Linked DNA regions of Mus musculus: region 1 is linked to region 2. Evidence: chromatin loops called from intact Hi-C (ENCODE). Cell type or tissue: left cerebral cortex. All regions are shown on one strand. Links, peaks and the distances in the headings refer to the core of each region. The heading gives the core; the rest is flanking DNA. Region 1 holds the start of Gm5148 (predicted gene 5148). Region 2 has its middle 6.7 kb from the start of 4930556A17Rik.

The links. Hi-C counts contacts between places; a loop is a spot of excess contacts. Peaks named below come from ENCODE experiments on the same cell type or tissue, not always from the same donor. Only the 100,000 strongest peaks of a DNase experiment are listed, where the experiment ranks them.
Region 1: a loop joins it to region 2, with 2.1 times the contacts of the local background. A loop is called at or near these places in 2 of 42 quality-filtered maps.

Annotation. Positions count from the first base shown.
Region 1 is chr3:37,719,287-37,729,130 of GRCm38, reverse strand. Gm5148 (predicted gene 5148) reads left to right here and starts at 4,771. Exons shown (of 3, transcript NM_198657.2): 1 at 4,771-4,928. It overlaps Gm36620 (a long non-coding RNA gene), which reads right to left and starts at 4,971. Exons shown (of 3, transcript XR_880784.3): 1 at 4,232-4,971. In left cerebral cortex, for the core only: CTCF peaks have their summits at 4,573 and 4,775; DNase peaks (open chromatin) are centred at 4,677, 5,184, 5,902 and 6,330; H3K4me3 peaks cover 1,720 bases; H3K27ac peaks cover 2,066 bases.
Region 2 is chr3:37,816,548-37,826,391 of GRCm38, reverse strand. No RefSeq gene overlaps it. Among named protein-coding and RNA genes, the nearest start is that of 4930556A17Rik, 6.7 kb to the left of the region's middle. In left cerebral cortex, for the core only: no CTCF peak of the experiment used is centred there; DNase peaks (open chromatin) are centred at 5,191, 8,386 and 8,740; H3K27ac peaks cover 1,396 bases.

The sequences.
Region 1 (9,844 bases), core at 979-8,978, 97 kb after region 2:
TGTTTTGTTTGCTTCTTCTCCCTCATTTCGTTGTACTGGATGACACTCGCAGGTCCCATCAAGGGAAACACTGCCACCATTTTCAGAAAACACTTGTTTGCTCCCGAACACAACTCTAACAGCTACACCAGTAAGTAGTGTCCAGGGTTGGGTGCACCAGTAGCAAGGACAGAAATGGGCCTGGCAAAGGCTTAGCAACTGCCAAGAACCCCGAAGACAAGCTTGTAAACTCTGCCACTGACAGGGTTACAGAGGTTTTTCTGCCCACCAGACTTCTCCACATGCTGTTAAAACAAATCAGCAATAACCAGCCCAGAATGAGCCACCTCAGCAACACAGGTCTCAAACCTGTTCCTGCTTCTTCTTCTTCAGAAGAAGCAATCAGATGCTGCTGTTATGTGTCACCCTAAGAACAGAACCATTTGGACAAACAAAACAACCAAGGCAGGACAAACCTAAGAGGCCAAAGCCAGACAGATAAAGCTAAGGGTTACACAGCTGGAGCAGCAGGGCCCCTTCCAGCTTCAGGGCTTCGAGGCAACTTCCCCAGGGATGCCAAGACCTGTGTCAGGAGAGGAAACAGACTGTTCAAAGTAGGGTTCTGCCAGACCGAGCATTCCTTCAAGACTGACTGGAAAGCCAGCAAGACCTCACTCACCTTAACCCTTCTCTCACATGCCACTCTACCCTATGTCTGTACTGCTTCATGCACAACATGTGGCCAGAGGAGTGACCACTTACCATATCGCTGTAAAGAAAAATATCCAGAGGGTATCTTTTTAAGCTCCACGTTTCCTCTAGAGACACAGTGTTTCCTAGAACTGCTCACTCCATCCCTCAGCCCACAGCTTCCTCTTTTCCCCACTCGTTGACCTGCGACTCACCCAGTTCTATAATAATTAACAGTTGATGAACAGCACACAATTCATACAGGTCTGTGTTTAACAAAGTGGAAGATGGTCCTGCCTGTGTGTCCATGAGGGTGAAGCCTGAGGGTCAGTCTTGAGTGTCACTTGTCAGGAGCCCTCCTGTTGTTGAGCCATGGTCTATCATTGGGCTGGGGTCACCATCTTAGCAAGGCTGGCCTGCAGTGAGCCACATGGCTATCCCCTGCCTCTCTCTCCTTAGCATTGAGACTACAAGTGCCCCACTGTACCTGCCTTTCTTTCTTTTTGGGGGGGGGGGGTGGGGTTGAGACAGGGTTTCTCTGTGTAGCCCTGGCTGTCCTGGAACTCACTTTGTAGACCAGGCTAGCCTAGAACTCAGAAATCTGCCTGCCTCTGCCTCCCAAGAGCTATGTACCTGCCTTTCTTGACATAGGTTGTAGGTCCTGGGGCTCGAATTCAGGCCCTCACGTTTATTCAGCAAGCACATTGCTCACTGAGCTTTCTCCATGGCCCTACACAATCTGCCAGTCTGTCTCGTTTTAGGGAATCCCTGGCTGGTTCTATGGTCCTCTCCAAAGGTTCCCACAGTTCAGCTTGTCTTGCAAGAGGCACCTAGCACGAGAAGATCTGGGGGTGGGGCAGGAACTGAAGCCCCCTGGACCTGCTGTTGTTGTAGGGTAAGGTCGGGGCTGCACCCCTGCCTAGGGGCCATTCCCACCTGACTCCTAAGAGCCTTGCTTAGCACTTAGTGCCTGTGTAGCACTGGTGTGCTGGCAGACTATTTTGGTTTATATTGCTCAACTTCAAACGTTGGTTTAAACACTCAAACTTTATTTAAATATTATACAATGTGCAGGCCATCATCTTCAGATTTGTGTTATTCTGATTTTTTTCGCTGGGACACTGAGCTCCTGCTTCCAACCACCACATAGGCAGGAACTAAAGGCAAGGGAGGGGAAGGCAAAGGAGAAGCACCTTTTCAAGAACAAAACTTTGCCCCGACTCTCAGGACCCTTAGGCCCAGTGATATTGCACAAAAAGAGGCAGCCCTATACCCTTCCTCTGACACAATTAAGAGAGCCCTAAGTAGCAACTTATAAAACCCCAAAATACATGTTAAGACATCCTACAGACATTAGAATGTTCTTAATATGTAAATAGGTTCAGTATGCATTGGAAATGTCCACCCTCAACAGCTCTGAGCACCAGCCGCAGGACAGCCCACTGGACACAGTCAGCAAGTCTGACTCCTAATCCAGGATCTTCCTTGCTAATGTCAACTAATGACATCACCATCTACCTTTGGCACTGTTCCCGATTTCTCAATTCAGCTAGCAAACCTTGTCAGACTCTTCCCTTCCAGCCATGGTCCCTGCAGTCCAAGTCTTCATTCCCTCCATCCAGCCCCCAGTGCTTCACTCATTGCTACCAAATAAATGAATCCAGTCCAGAGTTCTAAGGACCATGCCTAACACAGAGACCCTCACTACCTGTCAATCTCTAGCCATGTTCTCTTTAAAGAAAACTCTTCCAGATTCCCAGTACACTGCCCAGAACAGAGACTGTATCGTGCTGAGTCCTGGCCAATGGTGTAACTCACAAGGGACTGCTGGGAAGACTGGCCCAGCTGGGCTGCACATCCCTCTTGCTGTTCCTTCTTCTGACTTTGCTGAGCCTGCAATGCAAGTGCAGTGGACGGAGTCTGGCAGCCACCTTGGACCCCAAGGCAACTATGAGAATGAACTTGATGCTTTGGGACACGAGAGCCAAAGCCTGGAAGCAGCCTGGGTCCCTGAGCATGCCTGGAGCTTGAGCACCTGCTCTGAGTAGCCCTTCCTGGGAGTCTTATGTGAGGACTTACATTTCTGTATCATCAGTCTTTATTATTCATAGCTGCAAGTGAATCTGCTTCCCAAAACCATTGATTTTTGGCTCTCAAATTCTAATGAAGCAACGTTTTCTTGATCTGATCCAACAGCTATGGCAACCAGTGTCTGGAGCTAAACTTCATTTGCAGATTTCTCCGATCCTTCCTGGGTACTTCCCAGGAGCAACCGGCCAGTTCCTGGGGCTAAGCAGGAATGGGTCTCAGTAGCCTCTCTGCAGCCCAGCCATCTGCTCTGCAGAAACGGGTTTGTCCTGCATCCTTCCCTTTTGATTTCAACCTAATACCTTGCACAAAAGTCCCAGCAAGCCAGAGCACCTGAATCCAAACAAAATCATACAATAACATGCAAGAGTTGCTCTGATTTTAAAGCCACGTTTTAGTTTGTTTCCTTCAAGATGAGGTAACTGGGGCTTACAGGGGTGGCCGTGGCCGTGGTGGGATGAGGCTGGTGAGCACAGATTCCTGTTCTTTCTCCAATTTACCACATAATCAGAGGTGCTCAGTGAACAAAAAGATGAAACCCTCAGCCTCCAAGCGCTGAACTGTCAACCAAGAGGGACTGAGTCTAAGCTGCAATGTCCAGGAGGTCTCAGTCCCCACCAACTAGGCTGGCTAAAGACACAACATAGAGAACAAATATGATGGATGGGCTTAGTTTTCAAACATCAGAAGGTTTCCTATTCATCCATGCTCAGAGGAACTGCCGTAATTAGCCCAGGATCCAGAGAAGTCAGATTATATACCAGGTCAAAGGATGTGACTCCCTGTGATACTCATAAAACCCTATTGGCTCGGGCTCCACACTATTAAAAGGCATCAAGACGTTGGCCTACTTGAGAAACCACATCCTGTCAGGCTCTTGAGGTATGGTGCAGGAGTTGAATGACCAGATGTGGCAAGTTGAGTTATAGATGCCTGGATAGTAGACCAGCTCTACTTAGGGTGTCAGGGAGACATGGGCTGTACATGACTATCTTTCAGGAAAGTGGCTGCACTGGGTGTCTGTCATTGACATTGGAGGAAGGGATTTAGGAGATCATCTGGTGAAGGTTGGCTTTGTAGACTTCCCAGATTTGAGTGAGGTCTCTACTCTCCACCTCTGAAATAAAACCAGAGAGGGCAAGACAAGATCACCTGCTGCCCAAGAAGACATTCACTGGGATGTGTCTCCCCAGCACAGCCAAAGCAAAAGAAACAGAAGTGGGGGCAGGGGCACCCTGACTAAAGAATGATCTGTCATCCCAGCTCAGCAGTGAAATGGGAAAAGAATGTTCTGGACCATGACCCCAGACAAGGTCTCTATCTTCCAGAGAGCGAACTAGGACAAACTGATGTGGGTAGGAGAGGGCCCCGTGACTCCAACATTTGTGACCTCCACAGCCTGATGCCCACACTGAGAGCTTCGGCAAATGACCTCTCTAAAATGCCTGGAGTGGAGGTCATAACCAAGACCTACCTGACAGAGTGTCAGAAGGAATGAGAGAGGGTATCACAGTGCTGGCACTAGGCAGCGCTCACAGATGGTATCTGTTTCCCTTCTTCACAGGTCTCTCCTCAACCCTTAGCTAACCCATAAACACTGGGCTGGCAGAGCCTGTGCCTGCCAGCCTTCTCCTAAGCTGAGTGAACACCAGGTTCTTTAGGTGTTGGCTGGTTGACTAATAGGCGCTGGAGCAGCTGAGCTGTTTAGGTCACGTGTGACAACATGTTCCTACCGTCAGAGAAACCTCCACCAGCCCTTTATGTGGGGAAGAAAAAGCTGCAAGTCCTCGAGCCTTTTGAAGTAAAGCAAAATGTCCCTCGCTGCCCCCTCCCATTCGGAAGATGAAGGATGCTCGTTTTGGGGGGTGGAGGGAGCGGGCAGCGTGGCGCTCTGGCCTCCGTGAGACTTGCAGTACCTGCTGGAATGCTGCGGTTCAGCTCCGTGAAGCCGAAATGCCAGTCCAGCCTTTCATTTGTCCCGATCAAAGCAGCAGTGGGGCGGTGCAGACCTGAGTTTGCAAAATGCATGCTCCCACCAGGGTGCAGAGCTCACCTGTCCCTGCTGGAGCAAGGTGCGCCCTAGCCAACACAGTCACGTGGCCGCCCAGCCCTCCTCGAGTTACCTGGAATGTCTGGGCGGAGGCCAGAAAGACCTGGAGCTGCGCGCGCAGGTGATGTGCCCCAATTACTCTTGTTTGTCTTGAAACAGAGTTGGGGCGGGGGGGGGGGGGAGTTTCACGGGGATGCATTCAACTCTCCTTTCGGGGGTAGTAAAGAGGGGCTGCAAATACACCCGAAGTGCATACCTAAATCTGCTGTGGGTGGGGACCGAAGCCTTGGCACCCATCCCTGCTGTTGTGGCCAGATCAGAAGGGTCATTGTGTGAGCCATGGCGACTGAGCCTGGCTGTATAATAGGCGCATTATGAGGCTATGCACCTGGCTCCCGCGGAGCCTGGGAGTGAAAAGCTGCTTGCAGAAAGCCGAGAGGAGGCCTTCCGTTGTGTCAAAAGAAGGCTGTACGCGATATCTAATTCCAGTCATTGTGTAGGGGGGCATCACAGAGCCCCGGGAGGCCGAAGGGTGCCTGCCAGTCACTTCCCAGCCACTGGGACTTCTCAGTCTCCTCCCGCCCCTCTTCCCCCCCAGACCTTATAAAACAAAGGGGAAACAGTTTTACTGTGGCCCAGTATCAAAGAAATTGGACGCTAACAGGTTTAGTTCAGAGTCTGAGACCAGAAAGGAGGAAGAAAACACTGGAAGGGCTTCCCCTTGGAGGGAGGGAGAACGAGGAGGGGACACAGGCACCTCCGAAATTAACCTAACTGGAAAAGGAAGAAAAGTCAGATAATATCCTTTCTGCCGTCCCCCTAATACCTTAAGGAGTTCAAAGGTTTTCCAAGCCTGGGGCATTGGCAGTTATAATTACACAGTAAAATACCTAAGGTTAATGAGTAACCTCCAAAGGAAGTTACTGCGCATAATGACGGCAATTTCTCTGAACTAAATGTTAAAAATAAGGCCTGTAATACTATGCGAAGGAAATGGTGGCAATTGGCAAATGGAACCCCGTTGCTTGGTAACAAAACCTGAGCTATGAGCTTTCTCTCTCTACCTGCCCGAAAGCGGTGGGAGCGAAGAGCTGGGTTCCCGCCTGCAGTCTGAGAGGCAGACAACCTTCTGCAGGCACAGCTGACCAGCCCAGGAACTGGAAGCAGATGTGGCTGGCCCAGGAAGAATTCCCTAAGAATGTCTAAGCGGTAAAGGAAGTCAGGGGTGATCTGGAAGCGATGCAGGAGTTTTAAAAAGTACTCCACAAACAGAACCCTTCAGACAAACCCACCCCCAGCAAAATCTCTCTCCGCTTCTCGCCTTTTGTCTGTCCTAACATAGACTTACACTTTGAACCAGCGCAACCAAGAACTGAGTCGGGAAAGGAATACAGTTAAGACAGCCCAACAGAGCAGTATTCCTTGCAGAAGACCGTGTGTACACATTTGGACTCCCCAGTTCCGACTGTACGTCTGAGAGTGAGATCCTGGACTCTGCTCCTTCAGGCTGATCCACAATCAACCAGAAATTGCCCGCAGCAAAGTCACTATTGCCTTAAAGCAGCATGGGAACTATGTAGTGAGAGTCTGGGTTGAAGGTGGGTGTTTCAGATCCCTGTATGTTCTACAGCTGCTGTTCTCTGTTCTGCCTCGGGATCTGCATCAGAAGCTTCTGTGAAACTGCAGATGCCTGAGCCGGAGCACAGCTGCAGGGTACAGCTCCTGTCAGGCATGCCCGAGGCTCTGCATTCAGTCTCCAGCACCATCCCCAAATGCAGATTTCTGGGTCTTTGTTCATACAGGGGATTCAGGGCTGGAACCCAGGCACCAACGCTTCATAATTTCCATCATACTCCAACATGTATACATATATATATATATATAATAGAATAGGGGGATTTGTTTTTCAATTTTTTTTCTTGACCCTGTTTCTAAGTGGTCCCAGCTTCCCCGTCTCCCAGAGATCTGCCTGCCTCTGCTTCCTGAGTGCTGGGATTAGAAGTATGCATCACCATGATCTATCAGGTGCGTGCGTGCGTGCGTGCGTGCGTGCGTGCGTGCGTGCGTGTGTGTGTGTGTGTGTGTGTGTGTGTGTGTTAAAGAAAACTAGGGCCAATGAGATGGCTCAGCCTATAAAAGCACTTGCCACACAAGTAAGAGGCCCTGAGTTTCATCTCTGGAACACACCTTAAAGGTAGAGGAGAAACCAGCTTCACAAAGTTGTCATCTGGCCTCAACACATGGACACTCAAGTCCACATGTCATACACACACACACAGTACTAATAATAATAAATAGAAATTTTAAAAGCTGTACTCTAAACACCCTATATTTCATGTTTCATAATTAAATAAGCTTTGAAGGGGAGTGCAGCACTGGAGACAGCTGCCAGACAGGCTGTATGGTCATTTACCGTAACTGTAGCATCTTCCTCAGCACGCAGTATACAGAATTCTTGCTGGAAGAGCCTTAGCCAAAACCTCACTCTTGGTTATTTTCATGAAGTTCTTCATGGAGACTCAAGCTTTCTCTTGCCCAGTTTTTCCCTTCACCACACGCTCCTCTCCCTTCAACTCTGGTCTCCTTAGTAGTGATCCTTTTATTTAGCTGTGACTCCTAATGGACTAATATTACAGCCAAATAACACAATCTCTTCTTTAAGCGTAGTAACCTGGAGAAAGATGGGGTGACGAAGCCCCAACTCAAAGAAAAGACTTTTGAACAGGAAGATGTCTGAGATAGACCAGGCTACCAGGTCTGGAAAAGCCAATTTCTTCCTGTAAGAAAGAGTCAGAACCCATAGACTCTCTGAATTTAGTGTCACCATGCATGGTATCTCATACTGACAAGATTCCATAGCCAAGGCAAAGAAATTAAAAGGCTCTTTGGGGGGCCAGAGAGGATGTGCAGTTAAGAGCACTGGCTGCTGTTCTAGAGGACCCAGGTCGAGTCGTATCACCCACATGGAAGCTGGAAACTGTAACTCCAGCTTCAGGGGATCTGGCTCCCTCTTATGACTCTATGGCCACCAGGCATGTGCAGGTGGCACAGGGACCTACATAAAGGCAAAGCATCCATGCACATAAAATGAATTATTAAAAAATGATAAAAGTCTCTTCAACATGATGAAAATGATTAAATGCCAGAAAAAAATGTAGTCTCCTAGGGACAAGAACACCCCCCCCAAAAAAGGTAGAACTGATTTTGACCAAAGCTGCTCCCACATCCCCATCTTCCACACAGGCCACTGGTAAGTTGCTTAGGAAACCAGATGCAGGTTCACCACAGCCTTTCAAAAGTAATGCCTAACTTCACACCACACCCTGAGCCAGGCGGAGCTTCTGGAACACTCTTATAGTACTAGCCATTCTTTTTCAACATTTAGAATCATCCTCATTCCAAACCTCCCTCCAAAAACAGAATACCATAAAGATGGCACAGAAATCTTGGGCCACCAAGCTGGTCTGAGCTGAGATTGTTCTCTCTAGCTGGAAGCCCTGAGTTCACCAGATGTGACCCCTGTACTCTCATGGGACATGTGAAGAACTCCAGAGACCTCTACTTGACTGATTGTAGTGGCATTGACTTGTCTGCCTCCTGCATTGGAATATACAATCATTAAAGACAGGAAGAGGGCTTTACTCACTCTCCATGTTAATGCCATACCCCAGTACATAAATATGACACAAGTGACAAATCAGGGAACCTGGAGTCAGACAGACACACAATTGATATAGGATATAGGTCTGGTTGAGTCATTTACTACTTTGGTGACTTTGGATTGGTAAGGGGTGTGTGTGTGTGTGTGTGTGTGTGTGTGTGTGTGTGTGTGTGTGTGTGTGTGAGGGTGTGTGTGTGTGTGTTTGGGGTGGTATTTAATTTTAGGCTGTGTTTCACTAAGTAGCCTGGGAAGGCCTGGAATTGAGTATATAAGCCCAGGGGTCTCACTATCCTCCTGTCTTAGACACTCAAATGCTGGGCTTGCAGGCATGTGTACCACAATGCCTAGCTAGTGACTTGAGAGTCAAATTTCTCATTTGTTAAACAGTAATAGGAACAGCCCTACCTTCCTGTAGTATGGCTGAGAATCAGAAGTTAAATGCATAAAGAAAATGTTACAGTAACAATGATACATTGGAGAGCCAGATGTGGTGGTACACAGGTCTATGACTCTAGCCCTCAGGAAGCTGAGGGAGGATATCATGAGTTCAAGGCCAGTGTGAGCTTTGTACTGAGACCCTGTGTCAAACACACAAGCAAACAAACAAATGAAACTTGAATCATAGTCTTGAAACTTGAATCTAACAGCCTAATATACCTTAACTCCTAGAACATCCATCCTGATTTAGGCTCCTCATTTTTTTTATGCCCACCAGACAGACCATCATCGGTCTTAGCTAGTGGTTGAATCCTCATAATATTTGATGAGACACTGAAGGAAGTTGTAGCTATTGTGATCAATCAAGATAGTTAAATTATGTAAGTCAGAGTTATTCATTGGTTTGATGGACTGAATATGTTCAAACCTCCAGACCTTCTGCTAATGAGCTTCAGGGACGTTGTACTAAAATTCCATAGAGATCTTCTATCAGGAGCAAGAAAGCAGCAGCAAAGAGTTCAGCTTTGACACAAACATCTTGGAACACCTCCTCGGTTCCTCTTGGACATAATGAAGTGCTCTGTTTCTGTTTGATGGAACGAACCCCCGTGGTCAGAAGCAGGAATGAGCAAGAGTTCCCAGGAAGCCAGTGACCAGCCTCCCTGGCTCAGCTCTCTCCCTCAGAACTGTCTGGTCTGCTCACCTCAGTAACAGAGACCACATATTTACAGCCCTGGGATCACCTGTGCGGGAGCAGCCTTGTTTTTTGCATGACTGTCCAGCTAGCCATCACTGACCCTGGGTACACTGAGCCTGACATGGATGGTTGCAAATCCAGATGTTAGCCATCCTGCGAGCTCACCTTTCATGCGTACCCTTACATCTGCTTCCCACAGACCCTCAGTTTTGACTCTATGCTTTTATCTCAGGTCTGTTTG
Region 2 (9,844 bases), core at 1,214-9,213:
CAGAAAATTGGACATAGTACTACCAGAAGATCCAGCAATACCACTCCTGGGCATATACCCAGAAGATGTTCCAACTTGTAATAAGGACACATGCTCCACTATGTTCATAGCATCCTTATTTGTAATAGCCAGAAGCTGGAAAGAACCCAGATGTCCCTCAACAGAAAAACGGATACAGAAAACGTGGTACATTTACACAATGGAGTACTACTCGGCTATTAATGAATTTATGAAATTCTTAGGCAAATGGATGGATCTAAAATATTCATTTTTAAACCAATGAAACAAAGTAAAAATGGTAAACAAAATACACTTTGTATTCTATCCATGACAATAAAATATGCACTTGCTGAGAAGTATAGAACGAATGCCTTCGGAATGAGGCAAGTCTTCTAGACTCGGTCATACAAGCCTGCACATGGGCACTGTGCGCTGTGCTCCCACAGGAAGCAGGTGGACTACTGTTTGTTCATTTCATATTCAGAATCTTTTATTAAATGCCTAGTGGTTACTATGAGAACATCCACAGCGCATACCATTTTACTGGAGGCATCTCATAGTCATCTGCCCCGTGTACTCAGAGAGCTCATCATGTTAACAGATGTTCTGTAGGAAAAACATTATCAAACAGGAAATACATGTGGGCAGCAAGCAAGCTATACCACATCTTTTTTTAAAGGACATAAATGATGTAAAGATATGAGTTACAAGTTAGAAAATATAGGGTTTTCTTTTTAAAAAAATAATATCACATGGGGCTAGAGAGAAGATTCCATGGTTAAGAATACTTATGCTCTAGCGGAGGTTCTAGATTTTGTTCCCGGCACACCGATGGTAGCTCACAACCACCTGTAATTCCAGTTCCAGGATATCTGATACCCTGCTCTGGCATCCATAGGCACTAGACATGCACATGTTATGCATACTGGCATTCAGGCAAACCCTCATACCATAAAAGATAGATAGATAGATAGATAGATAGATAGATAGATAGATAGATAGATAGATAGATAAAATAAATAACAGCAAGTTTGACTATCTGAACGACCAAGTTTTCTGAAAGAGATTCGTAGGCCCTCACCACTGACACTAGTCCCCTGATCCCATTGAACTAGGTATAAGTGTCCCCTGATGACACTGTCACATACCCTACCACACAAGGTGCTGCACATCTGTAGCATTAACAAATGGATATTATGCAACCTTATTACCATAGAATTTAATCCACTGAGAACAGACTCCAACCATGCATTATAAGGAAGGCCATGGTCACACATAACACAGAGAATAGGAGGGCAGCTAGTATCGGAGAGAAGAAAACATTGTCACAGGAGACTCACCAGGACCCACAATCCCTTGGCTGAACACTGAAGGACACTTAGAAGCCTAGAATCTGCCAAGTGAAGACCGACAAATGAAGATTTCAAAGCCTGTGGACCAAGCCAGATTCAGAATCAATGAGCTGATGACCCAAGGATCTAGGTCCTGGGACCATGTGCCCCACAGCCAAGATCCTGGGCATCTATCTCCACAGCAGGTGTATCTGTCAATTTCTCGTTGTTGTGAGAAAATACTTAATAAAAACAACTTAGAGAAGGAAGGATTTATTTTGGCTGTAGTATGAGGGTCGCATGCAGCATGCGAGGAAGGTACAGCATCAGGAGTGTTAGGCGGCTGGTCACATGGCACCCCACAGTCAGAAAGCAGGGGGAGATAAGTGATTCTGTGCATCTCCCTCTATTTAGTCCAGAACTCCAGCCGAGGAGAAGGTGAATCAAAGCAAGTCTTCTCTGCTCAGACAAGCTTCTCTAGAAACACCCTCTCACACACATCCAGAGACATATTTACAAGACGGCTCTAAATCCCATCAGTTTGACAATGGAGATCCATGGCCGTGCTATGTCCTGGGGAGAACCTGGAATGCAGAATTCTTCCAGTCCCTGGACACCGCACGAAGAAATGCTAAGGAAATAGGAGAGCAGAATTAACCTAGGCTTCCTTACCCAGCTGCCCTCGCTACGTTAAGGTTAACTCAACTACGCGGCTCCATCAGCTTAAGAATAGCATATCGTCCACAGAAGGGAACAGTATCGAGTTTCACAAAGAGCCTGCATTGGTAAAGATGTAAATTGTAATTCATGACAAAGGGAGAAATATTGGCAGCCAGTGAAGACTAAGAAATCGTGGGCATGAGCAGAGGAGTGAGGGGACATATCTAGCTAAGGGCAATCCAGGGGCAGAGATGGGGGTCACATCTCCCATGTACACTCTCTTCTCGGTATACCCACATTGGTTCTCTGCGTCTTAGTTTCCTTTCCTGTTCATTCTGGCTCACAGTTCAAGGGTACAGATTATCATGGCAGGAAGTCAAGGAGCAGGAGCTCTCCTATCACAGGGCATTTACAATCGGAAAGCAGAGAGGGACGACCGAATGCTGCTGCTCAGCCCCTTCCCCCTCCCCCCCCCCCGCCCCAACTTTCTCCATTTATACAATCGAGGATTTCTGGCCAGGGGATGGTGCCGCCCACATTGGGCATGCCTTCCCATCTTAAATAGCATAATCAAGACAATCCCCCACAGGCGTACCCAGAAGCCTATCTCTGGAGTGATACTAAATTTTGTCAAGTTGAAAATTTGTCACTAACCATAACATCTTGTAAAATATTCTGATGCTGTGTAAAGTGTTGTGAAGAGTCTCCTTCCCAACTCCAAGGCTTTAGTCTCAGTTGACCGAACTACCAACATATGAGGGAGCTGTCTTCATCAATGGATTAATCAGCCTATTAATGAGCTGGACTGGGATATTAGGAGGTAGGACCTGATTACAGGAAGAAGGTCACTGGAGGCATTTGCCTTTGAAGGGGACATCATGTTCCTAGGTCCCAGCCCCTGCTCCCTCTTATTCTTACTCTTTCCAGTGCTCTCTGTTTTCTGGCCTCCATAAAGCAATCGGCTTTCCTCTATGGTATCCTTCCATGTGATGGTTCTGGCTTGTCCTGGGCTAAAAGCAATGCAGCCAATGAACCATAGAGAGGGATCCTTGAAAGCACGAGGCAGAGTAAATCTTTCCCCCTTTAAATCAACCAACTCGGGCATTTTGTTAGAGTGACGAGGCAGAAGATTAAATATGCTTATTTCTATTAATACAGGTCAAGCTGTGCTTATAATGAAATCTGTTCCACATGGAAACTAGTCACACATCTTCATATATGTTCTACATTCACATACATAAAATAGATTAGCTGGACAATCAGAAAACATATTTGCAAAGATGACTAAAAATTTCTCTGAGAAAAGAAGGACGTGAAAAAGACACACTTCAAGCCCTGACACATCTCTGCGACCACAGAATACATGGCACACTGTTACAGGTGAGACCTGCACTGCATCTCTTTCAGTGTTCGTTACCTTACTGATATTTCTGTTTTCAATGAGGAGACTGAGGTGTAGGGAGGGTGAACAGGAGAGTAGCTGAACTGAAATCACACAAGGGACAGGGTGCCAGATGCTATGACTAGAGGCAGCAGAACCCAGACCCTCAGAAGAAGCCACTGACAGATAACTCGAGGGATGCAACTATGATCATGCAACAGCAGCAAAAGACAGTCCCACAGATAAGTCTCACAGGGAAAGGAGATAGTCACTGAATTCTCTGCAGTCTTTTGGAAAGCCCGTCCTTCACGCTGAGTTCCACATGCTATGTACAGAAGCATTATGAGGCAGAAGTGACGAGAAGCTACCACCAAAGCATGCTGACTTGCCAATGAAGATCTATGGAGAAGAAACAGCACCGTGTGTTTATAAGGAACAGATAGATGCACAATATGACATGAGTTCCATATGCTCATGATGATGGTCCTGGCTAAGAAGGAGCTGCCTTCCATGGCAAGGGTGGCTGAAGAAGAGAGGGGGCTCAGCTTGAAGGACTGACAGCTCAAGTGGAAAAATCACGTTAGAAAAGGGTTCCCATCCCCCCCCCACATAAATTCATAATTAGCATGTTTTTCAGGAACTCTAGCCAGAAGTCCACCTATTCAATCCATTTTAGTCACACCTGACATCCTCCATGGCCTCCTACCCCTGAACACATATTATATTTAGAAACTGTTTGTCTGTCTGTTGGTCTGATTGCTATATGGAACAAATTTTCCTGAGTATTATTATATGATATGATTTGCCACTTAATCCAAAATATAATGCTGTCAGGTGCAAGCCCATAAAGTCATTGTTTTTGCACCTAAAGTCCACATCCATCTTCTTAAAGATAGTGTCTTTAATCATCTTAATTAGTCTCTGCTGGTGTGTGATATTTTTAAGTGATTAATGCGGATTTTGTCCCAAACATCTCAGAATTCAGTCAGTAAATCTTTATCAAATGTCTAATTGGTCAATGAACTGTAAAGAAGATTTAAGCAATAACTACAATTCATGCAGAAACTTAGAATCTCACAATTTAGTCAGCATGTCCTCTAAAGCTCTCATAGGCAAAGCATAATTGTTTATGATTTTTTATAATACTTATATTTGCTTTATGTGCATACACGTTCTGCCTGTGTGTGTGTGTGTGTATGCACCACAAGCATGTAGTGCCCACTGGAGTTCCTGGCAGTTGTGGAGTGTCTTACGGTGCTGAGAACAGAATCTGGACCCTCTGTAAGAGCAGCCATTGCTCATAACCACTGATCCAGCTTTCAGGGCCCTCAGGAAACCAATTTTTAAAATAAATTAGCAAGCCACTTTTTCTGTCTCTAAAGGGTGATTGTTATTCCTTAAAAAAAAAAAGTAACCATACTTAGAAATCTAGCCTATAATAAGACTTCTATTTCTATGACAACGGTAAAAATTATGCCTGATATTTTTTACTTTTTTGTTTCTAAATGCAGCAATGATCTAAGTTTCTAAGGGGGGAGAAACAATAATGGGAACACTTGCTTTTATGCTTTTTTTTTTTAAGTGAAAATGTTACATTGTTGGTCACAATTTCCGTGGTGTCAAGAGCCCACTGGCTGGCATGTTCCACACTGACTGAACGACTGAAGCCTTTAAACCCACTTACTACAAAATGGAAATGTCTGTTTCTTCTTTCAGAAAAGAAACCACCACCCTGTGATTAAAACTCCCCACAGTTGTTCTTAAAGAGCTTTAACTGTTTTCAAAAAGAAATTTTTTTTCTATTTTTACCAGAAATTGTCCTCTCCACAGAATCGAGGTGCCAAGCTCTATGAGCAGTTGGCAACTGAGTGACTGAGAGTAGTCAGCCCTTCTCCCCTGCTTTTTCCTCTCTGTCCGAGAGGATAGGGGTGGATCGCTTTGAAAATTTCTAGTCTTTCCACAGTGACCTCCTTTTCAGCTGTGGCTTCCCTCAAAGGAAGTGACTGCCCAAAACATCCTCTCAGCCATGTAGTCTTTGCCATAGAATACTGAATTTTAGCCACTCTGACGACAGTAGGGGAATCATGAGTTCAAAGACAGCCTGAACTAAAGAGTAAGACCCTAAGGGCAAGGGTTGGGGAAGGGAGGCAGAAGGAGTGAGGGAAAGAGATATCAAGGCCAAAGAATCCCCAAATGGCTACAAATCTAAATTCTAGAGGCAGGCGAATCCAAGACTGATGTCCTCAGCAAACAAGGGGCCTGTGCCTGTCTCAGAAGCGTTTTCTTCTCCTTTGTGTTCTTGTTTGGGACTGGTCTGATGGTAATGGTCCCACTGTGCTTCACTGTTGCTGTTAACCCCAAAGATGTGAGAAGAAAGATCACTGACCCAAATCATCACGGTCAAATTAACGAAAGCAAGCAACTAATTTGAACAAACATTTTCATTCTTGTAAACGGGTGGCCAGATTTAGACATGAGGAAGACCAAGGTTTTCATACCTCAGAGGTAGGGGGATTTGGTGGGCAAAATAGGCAGGGTCACAGAAGCAGAACAGAAGCCCAAGTCAGCCATAACCACCTCCTGATACAGGGACATGATTGCAAGGTGGCCCTAACAAGGTTGTCATAGCAACAGCTAGTCATAACAATAAGCTCCTCTTATAGGGGATGGCTTGAGCGTCTATTTGTCTCTTTGGAGAGGGTGTGAAGGTTTGCAATTAATTGTTCAGAGGCTGCCTATATGAAGCTTTACTCACTAAATCAAGCACAGCAAGTCCAGGCCTTGGAGCCACTCTCTGCTGCCACTTCTTCCCTAAGTGAGAAAGAGCCAATGTGTTAGTCTAGATCCTATAACCCAGAGTTAGGACACAAAGCTCAGGCTAAGGCAGGAAACCTGCTTATCGTACCATTAGAGGCACACTTTAAAGTGCATTTACCAGCCTGTCTGATGCTTCAGTCTAGTGGCCAGTGATAACACCCCATTAGCACCTCATTAGCCAGAGACTTGCTGGAGAATCCTAGGACAAAATGATTGAGGCTGAAGGTTCTTCTATTCTCCTACCTGCCTTGGGAGGAGTGAATCCCAAAAATAAAATGCATCTGAGATCTAAGTTGGTATTTCCTAACAGAATCAGGAGGGCAGGAACACATTTTAAAATCCAGCTGACACGGCAGCATAGTCTACAAGCACCTAGACAACAGCACATGCCCCCAAAGTATAACTGACCTCTGCAATCTCTTGGTCTTGTCTGCTTTCTGTATGCTAGCATTGCTACTGTCTGTGTAACACCTGATCCAGTAATTCATGCCACTGCTCTGGCCTGCCAAAGGCACTGAGATGCCCATGCCAAGGTTCAAAATATTTCCTCTTGGTCAGTGACATGGCTTGCTTGGTAAAGTCACTTGCCATGCAACTCTGGTGACCAGAGTTAAATCCTTAGAACCTATGTACGCACGGAAGGAGAAAATTGACTCCACAGAATTGTCTCTGACCTCCATGTGTGCATATATACACATATGCCTGCTCTCCTACAAACATCATAAACCCAGGCATGCACAGTTTTTAAACATTTTGGTCTTTCTTTTTTCTTTATTTATATTTTTACACTCCATATTTTATTCCCTGTCCCGTCCACCTTCCAACTGTTCCACATTCCATACCTCCTCCCTACCCCCTGTTTCCATGTGAATGTCCCCATCCCCAACCCCACCTGACCTCTAAACTCCCTGAGGCTTGAGTAGGGAAGTTTTCATCTATAATTTTGTTGAAGATATTTACTGACCCTTTAAGTTGAGAATCTTCACTCTCTTTTATACCTATTATTCTTAGGTTTGGTCTTCTCATTGTGTCCCAGATTTCCAGGATGTTTTGGGTTAGGAGTTTTTTGCACTTTGCATTTTCTTTGACTGTTATGTCAATGTTTTCTATGGTATCATCTGCATATAAGATTCTCTCTTCTATCTCTTGTATTCTGTTGGTGATGTTTGCATCTATGACTTCTGACCTCTTTCCTAGGATTTCTATCTCCAGAGTTGTCTCCTTTTGTGATTTCTTTATTGTTTCTACTTCCATTTTTAGATCCTGGATGGTTCTGTTCAATTCCTTCACCTTTTTGATTGTGTTTTCCTCTAATTCTTTAAGGAATTTTTGTGTTTCCTCTTTAAGGGCTTCTATCTGTTTACTTGTGATCTCCTATATTTCTTTAAGGGAGTTATTAATGTCCTTCTTAAAGTCCCCTATCAGCATCATGAGATGTAATTTTAAATCCAAATCTTGCTTTTCTGGTGTGTTGGAGTATCCAGGACTTGCTGTTGTGGGAGAACTGGGTTCTGATAATGCCATGTAGCCTTGGTTTCTGTTGGTAAGGTTCTTGGGCTTGCTTTTTGCCATTTGGTTATGTCTGGTGTTAGTTGGTCTTGCTGTCTCTGGCTTAAGCTTTCCACCCTCCCCCACCCCACCCCACACACACACAACCCCTGTGGGCCTGTAAGCCAGCGTCAGCACTCCTGGGAGACCAACTCTCCCCTGGCAGGACCCATGCACAGAGGGCTGCAGAACAGCCCCAGCTCCTGGGTGCAGATGAAGGCAGGAAGGACCCTGTCGCTGCTGCTCCACAGCTCCCAGCAGCTATTTCGAAGTCCTATTTTTCCCCGTTTCTGGACCAATTATGAGAAAGAAGAGGAAAAATCCCCACCAAGTTTCTGTTTCCTGGAAGGAACTATGTCCCCATAGGGTGCATAGGGACAGACAGGTGGCAAACAGGCTGGGGTTTCTCATCTTTACACAGATTCACTACTAAAACCTTAAGATACATCTTAAGTATGTGATGTGGACATATTTGAACAAATGTCCAGTTTCCTTCATGTTCTTCAGAATGTATTTCTAGATGAGAAGGAAAGTCCATGAAGCATAACAGGAGGAAAGAAATTTTGTTTCTAGGGACAAAAATAGAGACTGACTCAAACTCATTCAGTGTGCAAGTACCAGGCCAAAATACAGCTCAGGGAAGAGCACTTGCCTAACATGAGCAAGGTTGTAAGGTGGACCTCAAAACCATATAAAGTAGTTATGCTAGCACATATCTGTAATCCCAGCATTCCAAAGGCTGAGAGTCCAGGGAGGAGCTTGAGTTCAAAGTCATCCTCAGGTACAGTCAGTTCAAGGCCATGAAACCTTTATCAGGCCCACAGTACACGACCCCCAAGGAGCGACATGAGGGAAGCCATGGCAAGTCCTGTCCTTAAGGAAGGTGAATGGTTTTAGAGTAACAAAGATTCCATCCAGTTTTTACTGAAGAGTTTCTTGATAATAAAGTCTTTCTACAAATAATCTGTTCTGGCAACACAGTCACGTCTGAGAAGCAGGACAGATGGCCACAGGCTGTGGAAGGTTCTGGTAAAGAATGCTGCTCTTTGTGATTGAGAAATGAGGTCACTTTGAAATAAGTAAATGTCCTGAAACGGGGCTATTCAACAAGGAGGTATGGTTTTTTGGGGGTTTTTGGGTTTTTTTTTTTGAGCTTCCAAGGTGGAGTCGGGGTTCTCTAGATTAATCTTTCTATTTGCTTCCAGAGGATTCATTCAAAAGTTGACACTTTTGTGCAAAGAACATCCTGGGGTTGACTGTGACAGGCAGGTGGCATTGCCAGAGATTTAGCAGCAGGCCATCAACCTGTGGGAAAGAGTCTGTGGCTGGTCCAGCCCCTTGCTAAGCCCGGCAATCTCTCCTTGTCCCCCACTCCCCCAAATTGGGAAGCTTGGAGCTAAGGGAAAAAAAAGAAAGGCTATGTAAAGTGTGAGAAGAAAGTAGAACAACATGGAAAATAAAAGACAAAAGCAGATGGGATATGCCAGCCAGCCATCTGCACAGCTGAAGGCTTTCTCGGCATTAAAAAAAGAAAGAAAGAAAAAAAAAAAAAAAGGGGCCCCACTGTTCCTGAATCAATTGCTTCCTATTCACAGGCTCACTGTACAGGGCTAAATTCAAAATGGCTCTTGGGAAATGCTTGCCAATCCTGTGGTCTCCGTGTAGGCCTTATTTTTCCTTTTCTTTTTAAGGCCGGAGGATGTAAGTATGTATCCACGCTGTAAACCTGCCAGCACTCACTGGAATGAGTCAAAGAGACCTGGCATTAAATCACAGAGATTTGAGCTGCTAATAAATGCAGCAGGCCCCATCCATTGTTGATTAATTCTGACTGGAATCTAAACAGCAAACAACAATCCCTCCTCTGAACGGCTCTGGTACCCATTAGCTTGATGTGTTTATTAGACAAGGCTGTGTTCCTTGGAGCTTATTAACAACGGATTAAAAAACTGCAAACAAATCTAGGTTTCTTATTATGATTTAAGTGTGGGTACCACGTACTAACGTTCTTAGGGTTTGACAGTAAAGACAAACAAAGCTAAAACTTACCATTACGACAAACTAAGGTCTTGGTACAATGGTTGAAAGGTTATTGTCAATGCCGACT